Regions from separate parts of the Homo sapiens genome. Here region 1 is linked to region 2. Evidence: chromatin loops called from intact Hi-C (ENCODE). Cell type or tissue: K562. All regions are shown on one strand. Links, peaks and the distances in the headings refer to the core of each region. The heading gives the core; the rest is flanking DNA. Region 1 overlaps KIAA0319. Region 2 has its middle 8.4 kb from the start of GMNN.

Evidence for each region. Hi-C counts contacts between places; a loop is a spot of excess contacts. Peaks named below come from ENCODE experiments on the same cell type or tissue, not always from the same donor. Only the 100,000 strongest peaks of a DNase experiment are listed, where the experiment ranks them.
Region 1: a loop joins it to region 2, with 13 times the contacts of the local background. A loop is called at or near these places in 96 of 110 quality-filtered maps.

The regions. Positions count from the first base shown.
Region 1 is chr6:24,579,108-24,583,503 of GRCh38, forward strand. KIAA0319 reads right to left here. Exons shown (of 21, transcript NM_014809.4): 6 at 3,142-3,239; 7 at 1,819-1,906; 8 at 751-843. Among named protein-coding and RNA genes, the nearest start is that of KIAA0319, 65 kb to the right of the region's middle. In K562, for the core only: a CTCF peak has its summit at 2,158 (motif pointing right); a DNase peak (open chromatin) is centred at 2,174; H3K27me3 peaks cover 1,126 bases.
Region 2 is chr6:24,764,385-24,768,780 of GRCh38, forward strand. No RefSeq gene overlaps it. Among named protein-coding and RNA genes, the nearest start is that of GMNN, 8.4 kb to the right of the region's middle. In K562, for the core only: a CTCF peak has its summit at 2,516 (motif pointing left); a DNase peak (open chromatin) is centred at 2,485.

The DNA.
Region 1 (4,396 bases), core at 283-4,282, 190 kb before region 2:
ATTTGGTATTAACTTTGTGATTAAATGTACATAAAATGCAATTACCTGTTACACTGATAAGGTTGAACCTAGTCAACCACAGGATGTTTTCAACCTATTCTTATTTACATGGACACCTGTAGTTAACACAGGGGCCCCTTCCACATATACTCCCATAGAAGAAACGATCTCTGAATGAATTTTAAAAAACCACCACGCTCCCTCACTGAAGACATCCCTTCTAAGAGTTCTTAAAAGTGATTTTCCCATCTGGTGGGGGGCACCTCCCCTCCCAAGTCAGGTCACGGGAGCTCCTCTATATAAAGATATATATATATATATATATCTTATATATCTCATATATATCTTATATATCTCATATATATATCTTATATATCTCATATATCTTATATATCTCATATATATCTTATATATCTTATATATATATACATATATATATACACAAAGTGATTTTCCAACTGCTAACCATATATACCACACCAGAAGGAGATTCTTCAATAATTGCTCTAATTCCCTATCAAATGGCCAGGCGCTAAAGAACTTTCTAATAGAATAGACGAAAGGTGAAGGGAAAATAAGCACAGGATAGAGGAGCTAAAGGAACTAAAGAAGACATAAAACTAAAGAAGGAGGTGATCGTTTATCAAAGTAACAGCCCATAAGTCCTCCTAGCTTTGATGCAGAGCACTCATTACATTTCGTAGCACGTAGAGAAAAAAAGAAATCCCTAAACTATCTCAGGATACACACGGCTGCCATCAATGAGGGCTGACGTCAAAGGCAAAGTGAGCTCTTGCAGTTGGGGAGAAACAACTGCTACAGGTGGCAGGTTGACTCTTCTGGCTGTAACAAAAAAAAGGACAGTGACTGAGCCCATCTTGTGTAGGCATATGTCATTACCCACATAAAATCATCTACTTTAAAAAATTGATTATACATGTCCTGTCAAGAAGGTGTTTATCCTACAGGCCTCAACTATGGAGAGCACTTTTTAAAGTCTGGAGTCTCTCTATGAATTTCAGGAGCTTGTCTGGACATTTACACTTTTGCATGTAAGCCCAGGCTCAGTGAAGATGTACAATAATAACCAAGGGGCTCATCACAGAATGTGAGCAGTAATTACAGAGCAGGAGCAAGGGATGAAGGGATTACAGTTCCAGCTCCTTGGATTGAGTGGATCTTATATCTCTAACTGAAGGCAACTCCCCCCCCCACCCCCCATAACCATATGCAAAAGATAGAGCTGTCAGGCCCTCAGGGTGGGCTGAAGTGGGTACAAGGGAGGTTCACCTTGATTGGGTCGGTTGTGCCCTCAGCACAGGTGAGGGGTTGGTGGAGGCTGAAAGCCAGCCCATGTTCTACTCACCAAGCCAGGGCTGTGCCCACCCAGCCCAAGAACCACCTGTTTCTAATTCACATGAATGCACTGACCGATGGGCATACATTTTCCCCTGACCTCTTGGTTGCTCAGTTGAATGTATTCAACATGCCCCTGCTTCGAAGGTGAAGCTGAATCACGGAGAGTGGAGGTAGAAGTTAGAGTGGATGGTGTAAATGTCAGATAGAGAGGGCTAAGGTAGATTTGCCACCATTCGAGAGCAGCCAGCAATAACCTTGTCAAGCAAGTACAAAGTGTTATGCGAAAGGTAGAAAAAAAAACCAAAAATATAATCTTTGCGTGTTTTCTCTACAATGGAGCCTAATACAAAATAGGTTTTGTCTCTCTAGGTAGATAGGTAGACAGATATAGAGTCATCCAGGCACCAAAAATTGAGATAAATATGTACAACAGGAGGTCATTCTCTTACACCGGCTTACCAGGCTTAACAGTGACATTGACAAATCCTTCTCCAAAGGCGTTTTCACTAGAAACAGTGACTTTGAAGACATAAAGTCCGACGGACAACTGTAACATAAAGAAAAGTTGTACAGTTCAACATGCAAGACGTGATGGGTCCACTACGTAGAAAAAGCTAAAATGTCCCAGAAGCCGCACTCCTAAAGTCAGCATAGAGAAGGGGCTCAGGAGACAGTCTCATTTGGATCTGTCAAGAGGCTGCCGCATGTTTGAAGCCTGAATTCTGGAGCACTAAAGATCACCTAGACAGGCCTTTAGCTTCGCTGCAGAGGGCTTCAAAGAGGCCTGGGTGAGATGGACCAGCAGAGGGCAGCAGTTCTCAAATGTGTGTATGGAACCATGCATTTTTACCACCTAGCTCTGGTGCATTGGTTGCCGGTGGTCTGGATGCCACACTTTGAGAAACACAGCTCCATGACATGAGGGTGATGCAAGTCTGTGTTGTACCATTAGCTGTGTGGTCCCAGGAGATGAAGTCAACATAATCATCTGGTAGGAGACTAGATCTCTAGTCGCTAAGTCGGTTTATATATCCTCCTAGGCCAGAAAGAGGGCATGTTTCTTGTGAGTGCTTGTATCATAGAACAATATGTGATAGGGCAAATTGTGACCTGGAATGGAATTATTGGCAACTCTAGAGATGTGCCGGACTGAGAACCAGAGATAAGTAGAATGTCCTTAACACTGCAAGGAGAGCAAGAGTTACAACAGGTTTTTAACCTCTCTGCAATGCTTGTGGGACAACCAGGCTCTTTTCCCCAAACTGAGATATACTAAGTAACCCAAATAAAGAAACGCCATCCAAAGCCTCTTAACCATCTGCCTGCCTACTTGCATGCCTGAAACTTTATTCATTCATATCCTACTTTTGATCTTACCATGAGAAAGATGTTTGCAGCTGGGCGTGGTGGCTCATGCCTGTAATCCCAACACTTTGGGAGGCCAAGGAGGGCAGATCACTTGAGGTCAGGAATTCAAAACCAGCCTGGCCAACATGGCGAAACCCCACCTCTACAAAAAATACAAAAAAATTAGCCGGGTGTGGTGACGTGCACCTGTAATCCCAGCTACTCAGGAGGCTGAGGCAGGAGAATCACTTGAACCCGGGAGGCAGAGGTTGCAGTGAGCTGTAATTGCGCTACTGCACTCCAGCCTGGGCAACAGAGCAAGACTCTGTCCCCAAAAAGAAGAAAGACGTTTGGGTTCAGTAGCTAAGAAGGTATTAACTGAGCTCTATGCCGTTACGCTGTGCTGTTAGACACAACCAGTCTCCAGTTACTTACTTGAGAGAGGTTAAGAGTTTGCTTGTGTCCTTGTTTTATTTCACCTTGGTAGTCTGTGGGGTGGCTTATTAAATTCCATTCATAGTTGTAGGTTGTTTCTGAGAGCAAAAAATAAATATGAGTAGTTATAAATTCTGAGAGGACACTAGATAACCTGGGCAGAGGGAAGATGACAGCCTTTAAACCACCAGTGCAGATTACCTTAGATATACTCAACTCAGCTTTCTTTTTTTTTTTTAACTTATATATATATTTTTTGTTTATTTGTTTTTATCCCCTCACTCTTGTTATCATCTTATGAACTTGACTTTCAACTATCAGCCAAGATAACATGTATCTTCTTAATGTAACATTTCTTTTTTTGTTATAAAAACATACGTCTTACAGGAAATTTTTAAAATGTATAAAGTTAAAAAAAAAAAAACCTCCCTAACTTAACCATTAGTATGTGATGAGTTTTTTCCTAGGGGGCTACATCTGACTATCCATATCAGTTTTAACATAGTATAATACATTGTGCTTTTCTCTTTTTAACAAAAGGCAAGGAGATTTCAATTCATTTGATCTGTTGTAGGGGTTTATTTAAGGACACAAAAACAGTATAAACATGTCTATGTTAAGATGAAACTGTCTCCCAGCTGCAGATATTAGTAGTTAAAATATAAGGTACCTCACCTCAAAGGATTAAAATGCAAATGCCAAATATTATCATCTCTGTGTATAAAATTTTGACCAATATGTGGTGGAGAAAAAAATGAATTAAGGAACTAACCTGAATGAGAAATAGTCAAACACCTTAAGAATGAGTTTACCTTAAAAACAATGCATTTGACAGGCCACAGGTCCCAGGTCAAATGCTTACTGAATGGTAGAGCACTGGACAAGTAGAAGAAAGAGCATTTTGAATAAATTTTTTTGAGCAGCTAGTGTGAGGCATCCTGAGAACCTGAGAGCCGTGATTGTCAATGCCACAGTATCTGCAAACAAACCTATGGGTGCACGCCACTTCCCTCTCATCCCGGTGGAATCTTCCCAGGTTCTATGGGTTATTACAGTTCAAGAACTGGTACGTGGCAGCCTCTCCTGATCTGCTTTGCATCATCAGAAATTTATGACTTTCCATCCTGACCAATTAAACGATATATACTGTATTTAATTTCCTAGATTCTTACTCCATTTGAAACTATTTCAACAAATGTTGATGCTTAAGAATAATCAAAGCCTTGTCCTCCACCTTTGTTTGTGACGTCGTGCA
Region 2 (4,396 bases), core at 319-4,318:
CAGTGGTCCTCAGGATTGTCCTGAGCCCTCTTACCTCCTTCTCCACAGTCTCCCTGAGTGATCTCCTTCACCTTCAGAGTGAGGACAGCAAGGATTCAAGAAGTGGAGCGATCTTTCCAGGGTCACATTATGATAGCACCAGGGTAAGGGTCAGAATTAGTTCATTCTGTTTAATGTAAGTCTGTTGTGAAAGACGTGGTGCTGAGCCTTGGGGATACAGACGCAAATAGGATGCTATCCTTCTCCCACCAACTTTTGCAACCTGCAAGCCCTCCCTCTCTTCTTCCATTTCATCTGGCCCCCGCCTGTTTAGCGCCTACTTATCCTTCACATGTCAGTTTAGATGTCGCTTCATCTGGGAAACTTTTCTACCTACTTCTAAGACTTCCTTCTCTCAGGTCCTTCATACCTTTTACCTACTCTCTTGCATTTCTCACATTGTCTTCTAATAACAATTAAACATACTTTTCTGTTCTTCCCCACTGGGCCTCCCTTTCGCCTCTGGTTGAGCTGAGAAGAGTAACACAAACCATGCCACTAGGACCCACACCAATGCTTCCATTCTCCCAAGAAGGCCAATGGCCAGGGCAATCGACAGTAAGTTCTTGAGGGCAGTAGGACTGTGTCTGTGGCACCATCATACCCTCAATACCTAGCCCCCTACCTGGCAAATGGTAATTGCTCAGAAGTTGTCTGCTTTATAATGATTGAATGAACCACATGACCATGTGTCCGCAATTGGTGGGTTCTTGGTCTCACTGACTTCAAGAATGAAGCCACGGACCCTCACGGTGAGTGTTACAGCTCTCAAGGCAGTGTGTCTGGCGTCTGTCCCTTCTGATGTTCAGATGTGTTCGGAGTTTCTTCCTTCTGGTGGGTTCGTGGTCTCGCTAGCTCAGGAGTGAAGCTGCAGACCTTCGCGGTGAGCATTACAGCTCTTAAAGCAGCGTGTGTGGAGTTGTTCATTCCTCCCGGTGGGCTCGTGGTCTTGCTGGGCTCAGGAGTGAAGCTACAGATCTTCACAGTGAGTGTTACAGCTCATAAAAGCAGCGTGGACCCAAAGAGTGAGCAGTAGCAACATTTATTGCAAAGAGCAAAAGAACAAAGCTTCCACAATGACGAAGAGGACCCTAGCAGGTTGCCAATGCTGGCTTGGGCAGCCTGCTTTTATTCTCTTATCTGGCCCCACCCACATCCTGCTGATTGGTAGAGCCGAGTGGCCTGTTTTGTCAGGGCGCTGACTGGTGCGTTTACAATCCCTGAGCTAGATACAAAGGTTCTCCACTCCCCATCAGATTAGTTAGATACAGAGTTTCCACACACAGGTTCTCCAAGGCCCCACCACAGCAGCTAGATACAGAGTGTCGATTGGTGCATTCACAAACCTTGAGCTAAACACAGGGTGCTGATTGGTGTATTTACAATCCCTGAGCTAGATATAAACACTCTCCACGTCCCCACCAGACTCAGGAGGCCAGCTGGTTTCACCTAGTGGATCCCGCGCCGGGGCTGCAGGTGGAGCTGCCTGCCAGTCCTGCGCCGTGGGCTCGCATTCCTCAGCCCTTGGGTGGTCGATGGGACTGGGCGCTGTGGAGCAGGAGGTGGTGCTCGTCGGGGAGGCTCGGGCCGCACAGGAGCCCATGGAGTGGGTGGGAGGCTCAGGCATGGCGGGCTGCAGGTCCCGAGCCCTGCCCCGCGGGAAGGCAGCTAAGGCCCGGCGAGAAATCGAGCGCAGCACTGGTGGGCCGGCACTGCTGGGGGACTCAGTACACCCTCCGCAGCCAATGGCCCGGGTGCTAAGTCCCCCATTGCCTGGGGCCAGCAGGGCTGGCTGGCTGCTCCGAGTGTGGGGCCCACCAAGCCCACGCCCACCCGGAACTCCAGCTGGCTCGCAAGCGCCGCACGCAGCCTCCGTTCCCGCTCCTGCCTCTCCCTCCACACCTCCCTGCAAGCTGAGGGAGTGGGCTCCGGCCTTGGCCAGCCCAGAAAGGGGCTCCCACAGTGCAGTGGGGGGCTGAAGGGCTCCTCAAATGCCACCAAAGTGGGAGCCCAGGCAGGGGAGGTGCCGAGAGCAAGCGAGGGCTCTGAGGACTGCCGGCATGCTGTCACCTCTCAACTATATGCTAAATGTTGGAATAGAACTTTGAGAAATGTCATCTTTCCCAGGCAAATAAAAAATTATAGAGTAGGAGAGTTATTCTTTTTGGAGGTGGACAAAGGGACTAGCTGATTTCTGGAGGTCCCTACCAATCCAATGATTCTGAGTTTGATTTAATATATTCCTTGTGTGGGGAAATAGTATCATTTTTTTCTTTTTTATTAAAATTCCGAAGAACATTACATTCTTAGTAATGTTTAATGAAATGAAATGTTTAATGAAACATGTTTAATGTTTAATGAAAGTCTAGTTTGCTCAGTAGGTGAGAAAGATCAATATAGGTTGTTAGATGAATGAGTCTTTCAAATTAAAGATCTGCTTTAATTACATTAGATAGCATTGCCACCTAGTGGGTAGTACAAAATTCTTCACGGAACTACATGCCATGAATATTTCTTGGTAAATTATTGTGAATAAGGTTATTAACGTTCTGAAACTGAATCTAAACCGGCTAGTTCAGGAAGAATTCTGTTGGCCTGCTATTTACTGTACGCAGGAGTTCCAGCTAACTTCTTATCATGAAGTCAGCAGAGATTTCGGATAAGAAAAGTTCAAAATTTCTCCGAGACTTTTGTCCTTATAATAAATCCCACTAAGGGGGTTACAGAATTATGTGTTCAAAATATACTTGAATAAATTTTTTTTTTTTTTTTGAGACAGGGTCTCACTGTGTTGTCCAGGCTGGAGTGCAGATCACTGAAGCCCTGCCCTCCTGCCTCAGCCTCCAGAATAGCTGGGATAAAGGTGTGTGCCACAAAAACTGGCTAATTTTTGTATTTTCTATAAAGACAAGGTATCACTATGTTGCGCAGGTTGGTCTTGAACTCCTGGGCTTAAGCTATCCTCCTGCCTTGGCTTCCCAAAGTGCTGGGATTACAGGCATGAGCCATTGCACCCGGCCCTTGAGTAAATTACTTTCTCTGTGTGGTTACATTATCAATTTGCTACACAGTTAGAATTGTTTTAGGGTTTGCTGTTTCATCCATTCTTATTTAATGTTTTCGAACATTTAAAAATAAATATTTCAAGCATGGAGAAAAACTAAAGGTTTTTTACACTAAACACCTGTATACCCACTGCCTAGATTCTACCGTCAACATTTTAATATATCTTCTTTATTGCATCTACCTATACATTCCTGTCTCTATCCATCCATCTTATTTTTATTTTATTTATTTTTTTTTTTGAGACATTGTCACGCTCTGTCACCCAGACTGGAGTGTAGTGGCGTGACCTCGGCTCACTGCAATCTCTGCCTCCTGGGTTCAAGCGCTTCTCATGCCTCAGCCTCCCGAGTAGCTGCGATTACAAGCACCCGCCACCAAACCCAGCTAATTTTTGTATTTTTAGTAGAGATGGGGTTTCGCCATATAAGCCAGGTTGGTCTCAAACTCCTGACTTCAAGTGAGTGATCCACCCACCTCAGCCTCCCAAAGTGCTGGGCCCATCTTATTTTTAAATAAACATTTCAAAATAAACTGCATTTTGGCCAGGGACAGTGGCCATTTACTTTAAAAACCGAATCTGGAATCTAAGAAAAATTAACCATTTTGGGCCAGGCGTGGTGGCTCATGCTTGTAATCCCAGCAACTTGGAAGGCTGGGGTGGGCAGATCACCTGAGGTCAGGAGTTCGAGACCAGCCTGGCCAACATGGGGTAATCCCGTCTCTACTGAAAACACAAAAATTAGCTGGGTGTGGTGATGAGTGCCTGTAATCCCAGCTATTCAGGAGACTGAGGCAGGAGAATCGCTTGAAGTTGGCAGAAGTGGCCGAGATCATGCGACTTCTGTCAGCCTGGGTGACAGAGTAAGACTCTGTCTCAAAAAACAACAACAACAACAACAAAAAAACCCCCTGCATTTTACAAAACATTTAATAGTTCAAAAGTGAAAAATTAGGTTGGGCGCAGTGGCTCACGCCTGCAATCCCAGCACTATTCCCCCATCCTATTCCGCACTCTCTTAAGCAACCACAAACATTTTCTATTTTTCATTAGTTTCAGATGTAGCCTTTCTCTGTGGGTTTTTGTAGTTGTTGTTGTTGGTGGTGGTGATGGTGGTTAGACAGAGTCTGGCTCTGTGCCCAGGCTGGAATGCAGTGGCACCATCTCAGCTCACTGTAACCTCAGCCTCCCGGATTCAAGCAATTCTCCTGCCTCAGCCTCCCGAGTACCTGGGACTAAAGGTGTACACCACCACACCTGGCTAATTTTTTGTATTTTTAGTAGAGGCAGGGT